2 separate regions of the Homo sapiens genome follow, and region 2 is linked to region 1. A link is an interaction called in ENCODE POLR2A ChIA-PET data of the cell type or tissue named here. Cell type or tissue: IMR-90. All regions are shown on one strand. Each heading gives the region's core, and the rest is flanking DNA. Links, peaks and the distances in the headings are about the cores only.

Region 1 (9,345 bases), core at 624-8,623:
TAGAAAGCCAGGGGTCAGCCTATTTTCTCCAAACTAGCTATTTTTCTGTTCTTTGTTCCAAATGAATTGGTGGATTGACCACAAAGAGAAATCTTATGAGCTTATATGACGTAGAGGTGGGAGGGAAAGAGTTGATGGGGAGTGTGCATGAGGGGAAGACATAGAAACTGCCAGTTTCCATGGTGATAGCTGAAATATTTATTTCTATTTTCCTGATTTCTGCAGCATGTCAGAAGACGCTGTAAGTGAGAAATGCTACCTTTTCATCTCCTCTAATCCCAGCAGTTTGGGAGGCTGAGGCAGGTGGATCACCTGAGGTCAGGTGTTTGAGACCAGCCTGGCCAACATGATGAAACCCCGTCTCTACTAAAAAAACAAAAATTAGCTGGGCATGGTGGCAGGCGCCTGTAATCCCAGCTACTTGGGAGGCTGAGGTAGGAGAATTGCTTGAACCCGGGAGGTGGAGGTTACAGCGAGATTGTGCCATTGCACTACAGCCTGGGAACAAGAGTGAAACTCCATCTCAAAAAAAAAAAAAAAAAAAGAATCAAGATCTGAGGTGGGATGAGAAGGTTAGTGAGGGTATGGGTCTTTAGCAGGGCAGTGTCTCTAGCTTCCAAGATTAATTGAGCGACCTCCTCTGGTATCTCTAGGTACATGCAAGAAGTTTGTGGATACAGAGCAGCAGCAGGAACCAGACACTTCTTATCAGTGGGGTGGGTTGGAACTTCAGGAAGCGCCTTCACAACAGTGCCATCCTAATTGGAGTATAGACGGATGGGCCTCTCTGAAACCAGAGACTAAGTTTGGGTCTCTATGGTCCAGTAACCTTCCTTGAAATTCCCCCTGGAACACTAGGAACCTATTTCCTACATGCTAAATCTCTCCAGCTCTTCAAGGAGCCTCAACACAGTGTGCCTGCTATTGGGCACTGGGGACTGAATCAGGAAGAAGAGGTTGATGATGGTGGGTGGGTAGGAAAGGCCAGTGAAAAAGATGTTGCCAAATGTGCAGGTGTCAAACCTGTAAGACTTGGATATTGTAAAAATCCTAGCTGTCCAATTCTATCCACTTTCCCCGTGAGGGCCAGAAAGTTTGAGTGACTCACCAAAAAAATACATAGCACATCCAGGATTCAAACTTGCTTCCTGTCCAAGAGTACCCTGACTTTTGCCCCAGTCATACCCATTTTGTAATTGGCTCTCAGTTGAGGTGGGTACCCAGATGCCCAGCATAGTGAGATCATGTCTTAGGCACAGTAGCTCCTATGTGCTCCCCGAATTCCTTCCACCTGCCCGACTTGTCTAGTGACTTCAGAGTAAAGCAGCTGCCAAAGCTGGCTCCTCCATCCTTGGAGAATAGGCTCCAAGATGTTTGCTGAGTAAATACCTGTCTCCTGCTTGTTTGTCCTGTGCATAGTTCTTCTTGGCCATCATGTCCTTAGCTCCTGACATAGCCTCTGGTTTACAGGATCCTGGAGAAGGAACTGCCACCAATAGGAGGCACCAACTGCTGGGGCCATAAGGGAATGTTTCTTGCCCAGACATTCCCCTACACCCTTCTATTTTTCTCTGTGACCTCCTTCCATTCTGTTTTCACTGGTGTCCTGGCAATCCCTAATTCTCTTGCTCCTGTGTCCCCCCAAGGCCTGCCTTTTTTTTCTCTCGTGTTTACTGTAGCTTCTGTGCCATTCCTGGGTCCCCTTAGCTCTCTTCTCCTTCCCCTAGTTTCTTCTCAGCCTCTGCTCACGCCCCCTTCAGCCTTTCCTACCTTCCTTTTTTCCTTTCTCCCTTCCCCCTTCCTTCATCACGTATTTATTGAGTACTTGTTTAACGCCAGGCCCTCTGGTTAGCTCTGAGGCTGTAACAGTGAACCGCCACAGACTCTGAGCTGTCTGCGGAAGCTTAGGGTCTAGCAGGGAAGACACACAAGTACTACAGCAATTTTGATATGATATGACAAGTGAAGCCCCTTGGCCTTGTTTTTCCAAAGCCCTCTTTCAGCTATGACGAGTTGGATTGACTCACATTCCCTGAGTAGTGAATTCCAATGTTTCACAATTCCTACAGAGGGCAAGTTTTTCTTGATGCCTAGACTTAGTTACTCCTGAAGTTAAGATCATTCCCTGGGCTCTAATTTACTCCCCTATACTTTTTATTTTTAAAATGAGTATCATAATGTCCACTTTCCTCATATCCTGCGATGTTTGTGAAGGCGGGTTGAAATGATAGGTGTCAAAGTCCTCTGAAAACTTTGTGAATCTTAGATAGGATTCTCTCTAAACTTCTTGTTGGGAATGGAGAACTTTTTTCTCCTACAAGTAGAACAGCTCAAAAGATAATTTTAAATAACTCTGAATTGCCTCAAACTTATTCTCTTTTCTATTTACTTATTATTTATAGGAAACAATTCTTTGATCTTTATAGCTGAGATCCATGTCCCTTTTAAACAATTTTCTTGAAGAAAAAAATGCCTCTTATTGCAGTAATCGAGATTGAGGGAGAACTTCAGAAAGGAGGCCTTAAGCACTTAGGTGTGAAAACATAAGTCAGAGGACAAATCCCCCCATCACAATGCGGCTCCTTTGCATTATTATTGGAGTCAAGGGATTTGGCATGATGGTCCAGGAGGAGCCTGAGGATTACATGGGAGAGCGATAGTGATGCTTGATCCTAGATGATGGATTTCCAAGAGGGATGAAGAGTCTGACTAGGTTGCCTGAGTCAGAACATATCATCAAGCTCTGCTCCTATTAATGACTTAAGAGCAGCTGACTCGATTCACTCCATTACCTTCTGAGGGAGGAGGCAGAGAGCAGGAACAGAAGCTGCTTAGGGGCAGAGAACTCTCCTGGATGCCAGGATAGGAAGGGCCAGTCTCTTCCCAGCTCTCTGGAGTCCCGTTCTGGGCTAACTTTGATGGATGGGTGGCAATGGGGTATCAGTCTGTTGCTTCTCCATTCAGTGGATCCACATAACGGGTTTCAGGAAAACGGCCTGACTTTCCAGGGTTTCCTTTCTCTTCTACCTGCCTCCAGACTGACCCAAGCAAATGTTTTAGGTTTCCTGATCTCCCTTCTCAGCTCCCCTTAATACTGTCAGGGATTTCTTCTAGTTGTCTAGCTTGAGGTTCCCTCCTTTACTATAGCAATCCCATGTCTTCACAGCCTGGGCCTGGTAGAAACTTTTATATATTGTGCTGGTATCCTATTGTTTTTAGCTCCTTCTCTTTAAAGAGAAAGGATACACTTTCTCTTTTTTTCCTGCTCTTTCTTTTTTCCTTCTTTTTCTGTGTCTCCCATGCCTGCCTCCTTAGGCAGAGCTGCTGCCTTTCTGCCTTGGCCTCTAGGGTAGCCACTCTTTTCTTCTTGGGAATGTTTCCAACTTTGATGGCTGATAGGTTGTTTTCACAGTTTGTTGTCGTTTTCTACCAGTTCAGCTCATCCCTCTTCTCCCTAATGTCCTTGTGGAGCCAGAAAACAGCAGCATGTTTCCAAGGACTCTGAGCCTGGGCATTTTAAGAGCCTACCTTCCCCCATCATTTCAGTTTCATCTGCAGGCTGCAGAGTGAGCAGACGCATGTATGGCACCGGCAGAGCGGCTCGTAATGACTCAAGATGAACAGGTCGAGCTCAAAGGCACAACAGAAACCCATTTGTAATGGAGTTGTTTTTCTTTCAAATCCTTAAGAACATAAGCAACCTATCTTATGATAGAAGAGTGAAGGGGGAGGGGAGGGATTGAGTCAGAGTTTGTTTTCATTTCAGGAGGCCCGTCTTTCAGCATGTTCTCAGCCTAGGGTGGGCTTGGATTTTAGTCACATTTAGATAGCAATGCTTATGCCTTCACTGCGATTTTAAATTGTAGTAAAATATACATAAGATGTGCCATTTTAACTATTTTTAGGTATGCAGTTTGGTGACATTAAATACATTCACACTGTTATGCAACCATCAACACCATCCATCTCCAGAGTTTTCTCATCTTCCCAAACAGAAACTCCATACCCATTAAACATGAGCTCCCCATACCCCCTTCCTCCTAGCCCATGACATCTTTCCACTATGATTTGACTTGGCTTCTTAAAGCACCATTCTGACCACAGAGCCTCTATTTCTTCTTCTTTTAAATCTCAGCTCCTCCGACAGAATTTCAAGACCTTCTCCATTGGCACCTGCAGACTCACTCCATGCAGCTTCTGTCGTCACTTCTTGGCTCAGAGAGGCACTTCTTGCCTCTCTGAGAGGCAATTCTGAGTCCTAGTCCTCATTCAAGTGACCTCTTCCCTGCCTGATCCTGCGTGAATCGCCCTTCCTCATTCTTCTCTTCAGCCTGGTTTGGCCCTTACTTTAGACTCCTGCTTTAGGACATCCTGATGTTCTAATATGCCCCACCCTCTGTTACATGACCCACCCACTTCCCAACCTCTATCTAGTATTCTGCCTGGTTGCTCTTATCCTGTTCTTGCTTCTTTATCTGCGTCTTATTTCTCTCTCAGACTGGAGGCAACCTCAAGTCGTGAGCTTCTCGCTGAAATCTATGCTAGGATTAGTGTACTCTATTCTATGTCCTTGCTACTCAGAATGTGGTCTGGGGTCTAGAGGCATTGGCGTCACTCAGGAGCTTGTTAGAAATGCATCGGAGACTCCACCCCTGACTTACTGAAGAGGAATCTGCATTTTAACGAGATCTCTAGATTATTGGCATGCACATTAAAGTTTGAGAAGCCCTGCTGAAGGATGGGTGATAAATAATTTATATTGTAGGTGTGCATAACTAAAATTATCTAAGTAACACCTCTAGACTACATTCAAACTGTATGGATATTTTTGAGGAGAGGAAGAAAGATATTTTGTGTCCTTCAAACTTATGAGTCTCTAACAGAATTGCCTAGAAAGCCAGGAACTGACGCTTCAAAGGTGAGAGGGTACAGGAGTCAGTGTCCCCAATGGGAAGGCATGAGGCTTACATAATGAGAAACTCCCTGGCTGGCTGTCTCATAGTTAGGCAGACAGGGGCAAAGTTCCCTGAAGTTCACTTTGAGGCTGGCTGATAGTGTTTCCCCAGAATTAAACACTTGTCCCCAAACAGACATTTGTCACCAAAGTCCTAGGGGGAAGCAGGGCTCCAGGTCTCAAAATAACCTGGTTTCTGTCCCCATGGCTGGGGCTGATTCATATTTTGTAGGAGGTTTGATTGTAGCTGGGAATGGCTGAGGAGCTGGTGTAATTCTCCCCTCCTTCCTCATCCCACTGAGAGGGAGTGAGGAGGGGCATGAAGAGCGGAGATAGGGTGTGGGAGTCAAACCTGTTCTTCACATAGCAATTGTCTCGTCTCACTCCTTGCTCTCACTCCGACAAGTTGAGTCCACAGCTGGGAAAACTTGGAGCCGGTCTCTGAGTCTGCTTGGCTCATATCCAGCCTCCCTCTTTTTTTTGTTCCTTCTCCCCTTGGGAACATCTTTCCCTATTCTCCCACTTTCAGGTACAAGAGAGCCGTGATGTACTGGAGTAAAGGCTGTGAGCTGGGAAGGGCTTGGAATTCTTTAGATTAGAGCCTCCCTCTTCCTGGTCATCTCCAGGAGAACATGCCAGATTCCACTGCTTCATTACTTTTTAGGGCATGAAGGGATTAGAAAGCAACTGGAGGGCAAAGTAGTTTGGGGTAAACTAGGGAGGAGGTGGCCTGTCAAGTGGAAAAATAATGTAAATAAGAGATGTTTCCCAGAATCATGGGAAAAAATTTCTCTGAGTCTTTGTCATGTTTTTGTGAGCCCCTAGGTGTCTGAGTTTTGCTCTGTTGGTGGAGTGATATGTTTCTTGTTCTTCTCATAGTGTTGGTTTCTAGAGCAGAGGCCTTCAGATATTACCGCTTGAGCAGACGACCTCATGTGTGTCTTTTGTCATCTCCAAAAGTGTTTATCTTTCGAAGCCATACCCTTTGAATTTTACCACATGCTATTATCTAATCCTTGAGTGTCATTGCAGGACCACAAGTGGCAGGGTGAGGCACTGTGGCCTGGTGGTGAGGATGAGGAGAGGATGCACAGCCCAGGCCTTTCAGAGTACAGTGTCCAGCATGTCAGTCATTCTGAGTAAATACTAATACCCTTCACTGCTCTTTTCTCTTGGGGTGGCATGGAGTTGATCACTTCATCTTACCACCATGTTATTTCACTCTTCTATTTTGTACCAGCTCTGAGACTTGACTCTTAGAACCATTGCTGTAGCATTTGGCTCAGTATTTCCGTGTTCTAAACAGTCCATTTTCCCCATGAAGCTGAGGGCTCCCCGAGGGCAAGGACAGCACCCCCTTTCTCCATATCTCACTTCGTACTGATGTCAGTACAGACTGGCTGATGAGGAGAGAATGTAAGGAAATCCCATCTTTCTGGTTCAAAAAGTATCTAAGATATAGACTCATTTGCACATAGTTCCTCTATGAGGGAAGGAATTGGCATTTTAAAAACTCCTCAATTGCTAGGTCAATTTGTGTTGGTTCAGCTGAGCAAACTTCTGACAAGGCTGTAGCTTTGATCTGTAGTCTGTCTTGGGATTCTTCTAAGGAAGACTCAATGTTTTGGTCACTTGGAGGTAGAAGGATATTGGTAATGACTGGGATATGGAGAAAACATGAAATCTTAGCCAGGAGAAGCTATCTCAGGAATCTGTAATGAGTGCGTGTTATTTCTTTTCCAACAGGCTGCATAATTTTTATGACCAATTATTCCATTTGTAATGACGCTGAGATAACAGAGATCTCATCTCATGCTCCATGGCACACGCCAGGCACTCATGGGAACTAGACGAAACCATCCCTTATACAAGAATTGGATAGGCAGAGTGTTTCCACCAAGATTTAGTTCTAGCAGGAGAGACAGACATAAGTGCTAAGAAAAAACTTTGTGAACAGCAAAGGGTATAAGGAACTGGAAGACGGGCCTGGAGAGGACTGAAGCTTTAAAATGAAGGAGGGATTTATTAGGGATACATAAAAGAGTTGTCTTCTAGCCTTAGAATTTTGTGGTCTGGTGTTGCTTTTGATGATGTTATTTACATGTAACAAATGAACAGGTGTCTTTGGCTGTGAGATAGTGTCATCCCAAGCCACAAGGAACCAGCCTTTTCCCACAAAGATTTTGAGAGCTCAGTTGGAAAGAATTGGCTTTGGGACGTTTAGAAAAAGACTAGGTCCAGATTGTGGGGCATGATGCTCTTCCTGGGGCTAGTGGTCCTCTTTTCCCTTATACCCAACTTTTGAGTCAGGAGAGTGCTGATGATCTCCTAATCAGATCTGGTAATTAGTTCATCATGTCTGAATAGAGGCAAGCTAAGGGTTCACATCTAGTTGCTCCCACTGATTGGTCTCAAACATTTACCTCCTCCTGCCTCCACAGTTTTCTCCAGAATCTTCCCCAACTATTTGCCCTTTTACCACTCTTCTCTCTGGTATTTCTTATCCATTAATTGATAAGGGCGGGGTAGTTGAAGCCAGGCAGGCCTGGGTTTGAATCCCAGCTCTGTCACTATTGTGTCACTTAGACTTTTTGATCTTGTTTTCCCATCTATAAAATGGGAATAAGACCCACTGCTCAGGTTAGTTGTAAAGGTTGAATAAGAGAATGTTTAAGTGAGGGCTTGGCACTTAGCATGTGCTTATAATAAAAGGTAGTTGATCATTTTCTTTAGAATTCCCTCTCTCTACTCCTTGACTACTTTTCATTAGAGTAGAGAGAATTGGGGAGAGAAAGAGTGATGCCCAAATAGATGGATATAATAGAGTGATTGTAAGGAAAATGGAAGGATAACAAGAGGGACGGATATCATGGAGACAGATAAACAAAGATAGTTATAGTTAGAGGAACAGATAGTGAAAACCAGTCAGAAGCAAGATTAAGTGAAAGATACAAAGATGGACAAAGGAGAGAGGAGCAGTGAAAGGTAAGTGAAGGAATGAAGAGGTGGAAAGTCAGATGGAAAGGCAGAGACATGAGTTGAGAGCCAGACAAAGACTGCCAGAGGACAGAGATGGAGAGTTAATTTGTGGAACTTGGTGTAAAACCCCTGGAATAAGAGCTCTCCTGGCTTCTTGCCCCTTGTTATTGTGTGACTTGAGTTCTAAGTCTCTGGTTCCCTCAACCCTTTTCCTCCCTGTTTATGCCACTGCCAAACCACTTATACAGATCTGCCTCTACACTGAAGCTTGAGCGGCCCTGCCCCCTTCTCTTCTACACTCTGCATCCCACACCATCTTAGTTACCTAAGTCCATAGGGATTTTTCATTTCAAAAAAACTGTTTGGAGTGCAAAAGCATCATGGTGTCAGCCAGTCAGTGCAATAACCAGGTGCAGTTTTACAGTCGCTCCCCCGACTGTAACTGCACTTTCATATATCTCTGGCTGCGACAGCCAATTTTCTTTCAAAGATTGTTTTTTCTGGAGCCTGTGATTTCTACTCTCGCCTCCAACCTCTGGGATATTAAAACGGGGTCAGTGGCTCTTGGCAGGCTGACCAATTTGTGGTCACTCCCTAGCTCCTCTATTCACTCTCCCTGTTGCTATCTCCAATCTTGTCATCCCTCTGCCTCTGCACGCCATCTAGTCACGCTAGAGGAAAATGGCTCTGGTGGTTAAAGCTCTCCAGAGAGATGCCTCAGCCTTCTGGGAGGTTACAGTCCTTCGCACTGAGAGGTTTTGTCATGTGTCTAACCTTAAGAGTTGAGGTTAAGTGCGGTGGGGAAGGGGATCCAGGAGCAGATTCACCTTCTAAGCCTTTCCCTATCCTTCTCCTCAACCCTGCCCTGCCCCATTGTGTTCTGGGATGGAGCTGTCAGTTCCTTTCCATGAGAATACTGTAGCTTTTCTTTCTTTCTTTCTTTCTTTCTTTCTTTCTTTCTTTCTTTCTTTCTTTCTTTCTTTCTTGCTTGCTTTCTTGCTTTCTTTCTTGCTTTCTTTCTCTCTCTTTCTCCCTTTCTTTCCTTCCTTCTTTCCTCTTTCTTTCTCTCTCTCTTTCTCTTTCTCTCTTTTCTTCTTTCTCTCTTTTCTTTCTTTCTTTCTTTCTTTCTTTCCTTCCTTCCTTTCTTTCTTCTTTCTTTCCTTCTTTCTTTCTCTCTCTTTCTTTCTTCCTTCCTTCCTTTCTTCCTTTCTTTCTTGCTTTCCTTCTTTCTTTCTTTCCTTCTTTCCTTCTTTCTTCCTTCCTTCCTTCCTTCCTTCCTTCCTTCCTTCCTTCCTTCCTTTCTTCTTTCTTTCTTTCTTTCTTTCTTTCTTTCTTTCTTTCTTTCTTTCTTTCCTTCTTTCTTTCTTTCTTTCTTTCCTTCTTTCTTTCCTTCCTTCCTTCTTTGACAGAGT
Region 2 (9,345 bases), core at 188-8,187, 68 kb before region 1:
TTTCTTCTCCTCCTTCCATGTCTATGACTATACAAAGCTTGAGAGACTTGCATATGTTTCATACTTGTGGGCATATTCCCAGGTGGGAGTGTGGGCAGGGATTCCAGTACTATGGGGAGGGACCTGTAGCTATGCCCAGGTAGCACTGAGGTGGACTTGGAGTGAATACTGTATCTCAGGACAGATGACTCTGTCCCATGTGACAGTGTCACCCGTGAGACTGCTAATGGGCCACAATATAGACGTACACGCATTGGCTACGGCATGGGATCTTTCGCCCCTTGATACGGGACATGTGACTCTGCTATATGGGGCACCATATACTTGGACCCACCCTGGTTGTGGAAGACATGAACCCTCATTTCTGATGACAGTGGCCAGGTCTGGGTGTAGACTGGATCTATGTATGGGCAGTGAGGGATGGGGTGAACGCTGTCTTTGTGAATGCTGTGTCCGTGGGGAGTGCTGGTCATGCCTTGCCTTTACACCCATGTGAATGGCATGTTCAAATATGTGAATACCCTGGAGAGATGTTGGGTGGTGAGGGGGTGGGAAGCCTGAAAAAGATGTAGAATTTATGAGCTGCTTTTGTCGGGAGACAGTCGTAATGAAGAAAATTCAATTTTCTGCAGCTCAGAGAGTCAATATGTTAAATCTCGGAGAAGCTGTGGAGTGACAGCAGAATGGCAAAGTCAATGGGACGTGTGTGGGAGGGAAGCCGTCTATCTGTGTCTGCAGTGAGGCCGCCTCCTCTCTGTACCCTTGAACTGCAGCTGAGGAACAGGATGGCACCAGATACCTGAGTTCCTGGAACTTCCCCTTTTTCCCTTCCTCTTCCACCTCACAGGCCATTTTCCCTTGGCTGCTTCTTGTAGGAAGAAAGGCTGTCCTTTGTCAGGTCCAATTCTACCATTGCAATGGCCTCATCAGGAAGTCCTTCTTGTAGTCCACCAGCACACCCTCTTATTGCAGTTACTAATTCCATAGTGTCTGTTTACAGCCTAAAGTGATTTGTAGGAGAATTCTTCTTTCTAACTTTTCAGTCCCACTCTCACCTCAGCTACTCCATGGCTGGCCTCCTGTTCCCCAGCGTTTCAACTTTTCCCCATCTAGTCTTCACATCCTCCCTTCCAGCCTCCTGTTCCCAGAGGCAGGAGTGTAGGGGAAGGTGGGAGGAGGGAAGTGGGGATTCTTCTGTAAGCCACAGTGTCACCAGGAGCCGTGATTAGCCGAGCTGCTAGCTGTGTAATTGGCATGTGCCGGCGTCCCGGGGGTCTGGTATGTTAACAGCGGGTCCCTGTGGTGAGTAACGAGATTGTGCCTACGGCTGGTTGCACACGCTAATTAATTAGTGCTCCTCTGGTGTTGAGGAATGAGGAGGAGCTGGGGGAGTTTGTGATGAGGGTGTCTCAAAGCCTAAGAGGCCAGCTCTGCAGAGCCCAGAGGTCACCTAAAGTCCTGTTGGAATGGGAGCATTCAAGCTGCAGTCCAGGATTAAGGGTGACAGTGAAGGTCAGAGATCTAGGGGCCCCGGCCGAAGACAGGGTGTGTGTGGGATACAGCCTCTTGGTTGTGGGTGTCCTGTGTCCTGGGCTGGGCTGGATAGAGGCAGAGGGAAGGGAGGACACCCCCGACTCCCGTGCAGCTTAGGGAGGTCTCCAGGCCCAGGGCCTATCTCACAGCATCCTTTCCCCAGGTGGCCCAGAAAGGAAGGGAGTAGAAGGGGAAGGAGGCATGTCAGATGCCTCCAGCCTCATTCCTGTCCCCTCTGCCTGCCCTCTCCTCACTCAGGCCAGCTTCTGTCAGCCATTGCATACTCATTACATGCTCACTGCGTGGACAGAGCTCCAAAGGGCTTTGGGGCTCCTCTCACCTTAACAATCACTGCTTTCCCCTTGCTGCCCATGCAGGCACCCAGGCTTCTTAGCCGCTGGGTTAACTTTGGGGTCCAGAAGCCTATTCTGAAACCGGGGGTCTGGAACCCAGATATTTGAGGAAAATACCGTGGAAAGCCTGAAGAAGTGGCAGTAGGGGAGAAGGTTGGGAGAGAACCCCACAGCCTCCCAGTACAGTACGGTCACTTAGAGCAGCAAGAAGGCTGAAGGTGAGAGGGGAAGGAAGGACTCCCAGTGAGCAAACAGACTCTACCTCGTGTTTTCTGAGGCAGAAAACCTAGGCCTGATGTCGAGAGGGGTCAGGATGAAATGGGACCCCGAGCAGGAGATCCCCTCCGCCTGAGTTTTGGGATTCAGCGAGGTGTGGCGGGGGAAGGGGAGACAAAATAGAGAAAACAGGCAGCAAATGAGATGAGACTGCGGCGGGGAATCTTTGGCTTCCATGTGGAGGCGCGAGTCCCGTTCCCGCACACGGTAATTGCTAAATTACCCGCCATCTGCTCCGCTCTCAGACATAAATTACCTGCGAGGAGGAAAGACGCAGAGGCTGCGCACTTTCCTTCCTCTCCCCCAGACCCGCGCAAGGCGCTGAGGGGGTCCTCCCTCCGGCAAAGGCGGAGGGACGGCCTGACAGGAACAGTGTGCACTTGCCTCTGTCCTCCCCCGAGGGACAGTGGCCTGGGGTGACCGAGAAACCTGGCCCTCCCAAGGTCCCCGGGCTGCCAAGGAGGACCCTTCGGCCTTAGGGCGGAGCCTCCCCCGCCGCTCAGGGGAGGTGGAGCTCGTTGTGGTGGGCGGGGCTTTCTCCAGGTGGGACCCATCGCCTAGGCAGGTTTCCCCGGCCACCCTCTTCCTTCTCCCCCACTCCCTGGCGCCCACCACTCTGCTGGTGGGGAGGTGTCCCCAGCTCTCGTTGACTCCCCTCCCAGTATCCCAGAAAGAAGAGAGGAGAGCAGGCAGAGGGCAGGAGGAGAGAGAAAAGGGTCACACCCCCTTCCTTTCATTCTGCTCTGAACTTTGTCCCTCCCCCGCTAGATTCTGAAGGGTGAGCGAGGTGTGAAAGCAGATGTAGGAGAGATGACTTGAAATGGGGCACAGTGTAGGGTGCAGCCGGTTAGAGCGAGGGAGGGAATGGGAAAGCTATGCCCACTGCCAGGCGGGGTTCTTTGGGGAGATGGGCAGGCAGCCTGGGTAGGGTGGAAAGTGGTCAGGCTGGGGAAGTGAGCAGAGTGGGAGGTGGGCAGGAAGAGGGGGTCGGAGGGATGGAGGCGGGGCAGGATGGGAGGTGGGAGAAGCGGGATGAAGACTCAGAAACGAGCAGGTAGTGAGTCGTCTGGGTGATGAGCTAGAGGAGGATCAGAGTCGGAGAGAGGGGAGACAGCAAGACGTTTAGAAGCAGTTCAGGCCCTGGAAGGAATGCAGGGAGCAAAGGCTATGGCAGGGAAGGCAAGGGTGTTTGTGGGTCCTTGCAGGGTCCCAGGAAGGTGAGGGTGAGAGCCCCAGAGCCACTTCTTGCTCTGTGGCCGAGGCCTGACTTCGGAGGGGAGCCGAGGAGGCCACCTATGCAGCAGGGATGGGCGCCAGCCCTCCTTCTCCAACCCCAGGCACCTGCAGGGGTGTGCCCATCAGGGTGGGAGACGGAGTAAGCCGAGTCCCAGCTCTGAGCGCAGAAGCTAGTGGGGTTTCTTCGGAGCGATTGTTTAGTATTCATGGGGCGACGCAATCTCTCCCACATCTGCTTAGCACAGCAAGTCCTGTCATATAACTGTCTCCCGCACTGTCTGTCCATAAAGAATGTCTCGGAATTGGTGTAATTCAGAGAAATTAATGACGACTTTCCGCGGGACGGCTCCCTGGGGGATGATTAACACTTCATCGTCCATCTGATGCGCGGGGCCCAGCACTCCATCGCGAACATTTGGGCCGTGGCCAGCCGCATTAAAGGTTATTACGGAAAACGCGACCTGCAAACGGGCGAGAGGCATGATGGACCAGGAGGGGCGGGGGCCGAGGGCGAGGGCGGGGGCGGGGGCCGAGGGCGAGGGCGGGGGCGGGGGAGTCAGATCGGAGCTGCCCAAGTCCGAGATTAAGTTTCCCGAAGTTTGCGCACCTGTGGGGTCTGAGGCTGAAGGAGACTGGGTTTCTGCTTCAGTGACGGCAGGACAGGGAGGGTGTTGGGGAGCCGCTCTCCCTCCACCTCCACTGCAGGGGCTAGGGAAGGGAATGGGGACCCTTTTCATGGGTGGGCACATTGCTGTTGGAGGTTTTCCCTGCCTTTTACTCCTCACAGCATTACTGGGTTTTATTAACCTCACCTTACAGGTGATGAAACTGAGGCTCAGAGAGGTTATGTAATGTTCCCAAGGTAACACAGCTTGTTGAGACGGAGGCAGTATTTGAACTCAGGTCCTTGTCTCATGAGCTCTTGCTCTTTCCACTACACTAGGGGGCAGAAGTTCTTATGCTTTTATGTGTCTACCTCAGCTTCCTGCACATAGGTGGCAGGTGTTCGAAAACGTCTGTTGCATGAATGAATGAGTTACCTTTGCAGGCTCCATTTCCGTGATCTGGACCAGAGGTCCAGAGATCTGGAGGCAGGGAAGAGGATATGGTAAAGAAGTTCTAGTTTGGGCTAAGAAACTCAAAATAGGTTTCCTGTGAGTTTACATGCATTCTGCTGGACATTCTAAATCTCTAGAATCTAGAAGCCTGGGTTCTTGATCCTTAGTCAGTAGAAAGGAATAGCAGAGGATGTGCGCATGAGTGTGAACAAGTGTGTTTGATGAGTGAGTATGTGTAAGTTTGCATGTGATGTGTGTCTGTAAATGTGGGTGAGTTTATGAGTATGTGTATGTTGCATGTATGTGAGAGTGTTTGTGATGAGGGTGTGTGTGCATATGCTTGTATTTTGAGGTTATGTGTGTCCATGTATGATGCATGTATGAGTATGCACCTGTGTATCTGCATGTGTGCAGGCGAACGTGTGCATATGTGTATGTGTGCATGTGGTGTGCCTTGGGGGAGCTGGAAGACTCAGGTGAAGATATCTTTGATTTATGCAAATCTCTAGCAGGTTCCAGCATGTGGTATGTGGTGATGCTGAGGTGGGAGGCCAGGAGAGGAAGGCTGTTCCTACTTGGTTGGGGAGCCTGAGAAGTGTGTGCTTTTGCCCTTCCAGGCACAGGGGGACAGCATCAGGGTCCGGGGTCTGAGATGGAGACTAGGATCTGAGGCCTTCAATCAGGGTTTGAATTGGAAGTGCTCAGAGGCTCTGGTCTGACCTGGGAGGGTGATAAAGAGGTGGGGTCAGGACGGGAGGCTGCCTAGTCTGTGAAGAATTCAGGCCTACTCACTTCTCTCCTCTGCCACCCACTCCACAGGTTTTGACCATTAGCTTCTAACCAACCTGCACTTCCTAACTCTAGATTCACCCTACTCCACTTCAGGGTGGTAGAATTACCAGAAGTCTTTTTTTTTTTTTTTTTTTTTTGAGATGGAGTCTCGCTCTGTCACCCGGGCTGGAGAGCAGTGGTGCTATCTCGGCTCATTGCAAGCTCTGCCTCCCAGATTCAAGCAATTCTTCTGCCTCAGCCTCCTGAATAGCTGGGACTACAGGCGCCCACCACCACGCCAGGATAATTTTTTGTATTTTTAGTAGAGACGGGGTTTCACCGTGTTAGCCATGATGGTCTGGATTTCCTGACCTCGTGATCTGCCTGCGTTGGCCTCCCAAAGTGCTGGGATTACAGGCGTGAGCCACTGCGCCCGGCCCCCAGAAGTCTTTATGTGCAACCTTCTAACTAGGAGGACCATAACCACAGTCAAAACTTCTCTCTGTCTCATTGGCACTATTCAGAGGTCCAAAACAGTTTCCTGGTCTCTTGGACGCCATTGGTATATATTACTTCTTTCTTTCTTTCTTTTTCTTTTTCTTTCTTTTTTTTTTTTTGACACAGAGTCTCACTCTGTTGCCCAGGCTGGAGTGCAGTGGCACCATCTTGGCTCACTGCAACCTCTGCCTCCCGGGTTCAAGCGATTCTCCTGCCTCAGCCTCCTGAGTAGTTGGGATTACAGGCACACGCCACCATGCCCGGTTAATTTTTGTATTTCTAGTAGAGATGGGGTTTCACCATGTTGGTCAGGCTGGTCGGTCTCAAATTCCTGACCTCATAATCTGCCTGCCTCGGCCTCCCAAAGTGCTGGGATTACAGGTGTGAGCCACCGTGCCTGGCCGGCCACTAGTATATATTCTTAATGCACTTCACACAAGCTGAGGTTTTCAGGCCACTTGTGTTGGGAAGTTCTTCCTTGAGTCTAACTTCAGATCCTCTTTGTCATGTTTGATGCCCAATAGGCCCAGGCTAAGTTCGTGAAACTGGGGCCTTGCACCTCCATCCCTCCACCACAGAAATGGAATAATTTCTTCTGGATGGAGGAGTGTGTCTGGAGTATAGGGACACTGAGAGAAGGAGGACTAAAGCCTGGCAGGTCACAGATGAGTCAGATCATTCTTTGGGAGGAGGGCAGTCATCAACAGGACAGTCTCAGAAAAGGGAGGTCAGAGAGCATCAGTTTCAGCCTGTACAGACAGCAGCCAGAGTCCTCAGAGGGGGGAAGATTTACCCAGTGTCCCCTGTTATGCAGTAGCTGCTTCTGAAAAACCCAGGCCCCTGACTCCTGGTCTAGGAGTCCTTCTTGTGCCCTGTTTGGAGGATCCTATATTCTGTTCTTATTCTCCTGGCTATGTGGGGGTCGGGGAGAGGGAGGATATTCAGCTAGGCCCAGGTGCTGCCCAGCTGTGCCAGCTGGGTCTTGAGGCCTCATTGCCTCACATGCACCATGCCTGTTCCTTCAACTCCCCATTCTCCCGCTGCAGGGTGGTGTGGTCTCTAAGCTCCACCTGAGCAGCCATCCACGTATTTAGTCGTCCCCTGACCCCAAATAGTTTCATACATATAGTCTGTCTTCAGCCTGAACTATCTCTCTCCTTTTTCCAGACCAGCCTCTCAGCATTTTACAAGATTGTCCCATACTGTCCTCCTCTAGGAAGCCCTCCTTGACTGATCCTCCTGGTTCCGGATCCCAAATGTTTCCTTTCGAAACCACTGCCAAGGTGCTTGCAGGCCTCTTCCTGTTATCTTGCCTGTTCCCCACATACTGGCACCTCCCTGTGAGCAGGGCTGTTTTTCTTCTCTCTAGGGATCTGCCTTCTTTCTTCTTTCCTGTCTTCCAGGACCCTCTTCCCGCACCAGGAGAATCAGTGCTGCAGGGGAGATTGACTGAACCCTTCCCTGTTTAATGTTTTCTGGGAATGGCAGGGATAACGGAGTCCCGTTGGGTCTCATGGTCTCATACTGAGGAGGAGGAGGTGGCGCAGACCCTTTCCCTGACCGGATCTTGGTGGCTTACTCTGGTGTAGGCTCCCCCAACCCCAGCTCCTGGTACTTCTGCTCTGGTTGCCTCTGGGCAAGTTAACAGCTCTAGGCTGCTGTGCTGGAGCCCCTGGGGCGCTGGGTGTGGTGTGGGCAGCGGCAGGCAGCCCCTCTGTGATTCTCAACTTGGGCTTCTCACCGCACCTGACTGCCTGCTCCCCCACTTCCAGGTTCGTGTTTCTCCGGTTTGTGTTTCTCCGGTTTCCCTTGCACCTTCCCTTTCCTTCTCCCTCCCAATCCTCACCCAGCCCATTTATCCGAAGAGCTGGAGTCCTTCCAGAACGTTTCTCCTTTCCTGGGTCCTTCGGGGTTGGCAGCCCCCAGGTGGGGAAGGGGTGAGTGGAGAATGGGTCCTGGCTCTAGTGAGGCACCAGGTCTAGCTCTGGATCAATCGATGCTTTGGCTGCCACCTTGTGGCAGATACGGAGAACTGCAGGATTGGGGTCCCTGCGCTGAAAGTGGGATCTTCTGGAGAGGGAGGAGGAGATGATGGCAGAGGTGTACATTATGAGGGTAGCAAACCTCAGATTTCCAAATTGACATTGGGGTCTCCTAATTCCTGACTGACAGGGAAGTAGAAACCTGCCAAGTAGCAAGGACACTTAAGGATGGAGACAGAGAATTAAAACACTGTCCTTCAGTCTCAAACCTATTGTTCTAATCCTCCTTCCCTAAAACAAAAACAAAAACAAAAACAAAAACCCTAAAAGGGCAACAGCCTGAAACTGAAGCAGAAGGAGCTGAGGTCTGATCTGCAGAAGTTCCTGTAAGTCCCAAAGTGTATTTGGATGCTCTGCCTGTGACTGTTGCACGGCTTTTTCATAGCTCCTCTCCACCCCCAGTCAGTGAGTCTCCCACCTTCTCCAGGCTCCTTAATCCCATCATGCTCAGTTCATTGGTCCTATTCAGAAAATCCTAGGTTCCTTAGCCTTTCTACCCAATCCTGGGTTGTGCCTATGACCAAGATGCTGATCTGGGAAGTCCCTTCTCTAGTCTAACTCCAATTCTTCCTATAGCACTGGAAATGGAGAGAACCACCATGCAGCTATCAGAGCTGCAGATGGGAAGCTGGGACCCTAAGAAAGTGGGGAAGATGAGGAAGGTTCTGAGGGAGGGCGGCTCTGCCACAGTTTCTCCTGCCATCTTCCTCTCCCCTGCCCCCTTGGATCCTTGGAGATGAAGGGGATGCGACAGAGTGGCCCACCTCACTGGAGAATTCTCTCCACTTGGGCTCCAGGATTCATAGGTACTGGGGGAAAGCGGAACTTCTGAGTTCCAACCATGAGCCTTGTTATTCTCCTCTGTAGAGTGGGTATTGGGGAGAGTGAAGATGGGGGTATTTGTCTCTATCAGGCCTTCTGGTCTCACTTAAGAGTCCTTCTGAAGTGTTTTTCTTTCTTTCCACTTAAATCCCAGGCTCTCAGAAGCTCTTATAATGATTCTTGGAGCTCCTATATCACTCCCCCTCAGTCCAGCTCCCTTCTCTGGTGAGCCAAGGGTCACCAAATCCTCCCTGCCATTCTCTCTCTGCTTCCCCTGGCAGTTCTTGGAGATCTTGGCCAGGAGCCTCGGCTCTGCAGGTCCCGGCGCCCTCCCTCTGAGGTGCCATTCCTCCCCTGCCTCATTTGCTGCCACTGACCTTACTGAGTTAAATTAAAAAGCAATGTTCTGTGTGCGGCTCCAGCCCTGTGGAGCTTGACTCTGGGAAGACGAAGACAATTACTGGCCCCTCCATCTCCCTCTCATCTGGCTGCCTTATAATTTTTCCCCCCGCTGCCTGGTATGCAACATTTATGTTTTTAATAACACCAGAATGGTTTTGACCTTGGGAATTCATAGCAGAATGGGCACTGCAAGAGGCCCCGACGTGATTGGCGTTTGTCTCAGTCCTTTGCAGGGACAAGACTCTGGTGCCTCCTGGATTCTGGGGAAGGTGTGTAGGGGCTGCACCCCATGCGGTTTAAGAAGAAATCTCAAAAACCAGAGTGGACAAGGACATGGGAAGGGGGGAAACAGAG

The links. ChIA-PET counts read pairs that join two places held together with the same protein. Peaks named below come from ENCODE experiments on the same cell type or tissue, not always from the same donor. Only the 100,000 strongest peaks of a DNase experiment are listed, where the experiment ranks them.
Region 2: POLR2A ChIA-PET joins it to region 1 with 15 read pairs; 4 of 35 experiments call an interaction of 5 or more read pairs at or near these places.

Annotation. Positions count from the first base shown.
Region 1 is chr12:53,803,241-53,812,585 of GRCh38, forward strand. The region is part of intron 1 of LOC105378250 (a long non-coding RNA gene); the gene reads left to right. Among named protein-coding and RNA genes, the nearest start is that of CISTR, 56 kb to the left of the region's middle. In IMR-90, for the core only: no CTCF peak of the experiment used is centred there; DNase peaks (open chromatin) are centred at 2,031 and 3,661; H3K27ac peaks cover 153 bases; H3K27me3 peaks cover 3,656 bases.
Region 2 is chr12:53,736,050-53,745,394 of GRCh38, forward strand. LOC105378250 (a long non-coding RNA gene) reads left to right here and starts at 3,545. Exons shown (of 5, transcript NR_189099.1): 1 at 3,545-3,839. RefSeq lists enhancers at 3,170-3,959, 7,440-7,986. In IMR-90, for the core only: a CTCF peak has its summit at 7,746 (motif pointing left); no DNase peak of the experiment used is centred there; H3K27me3 peaks cover 6,245 bases.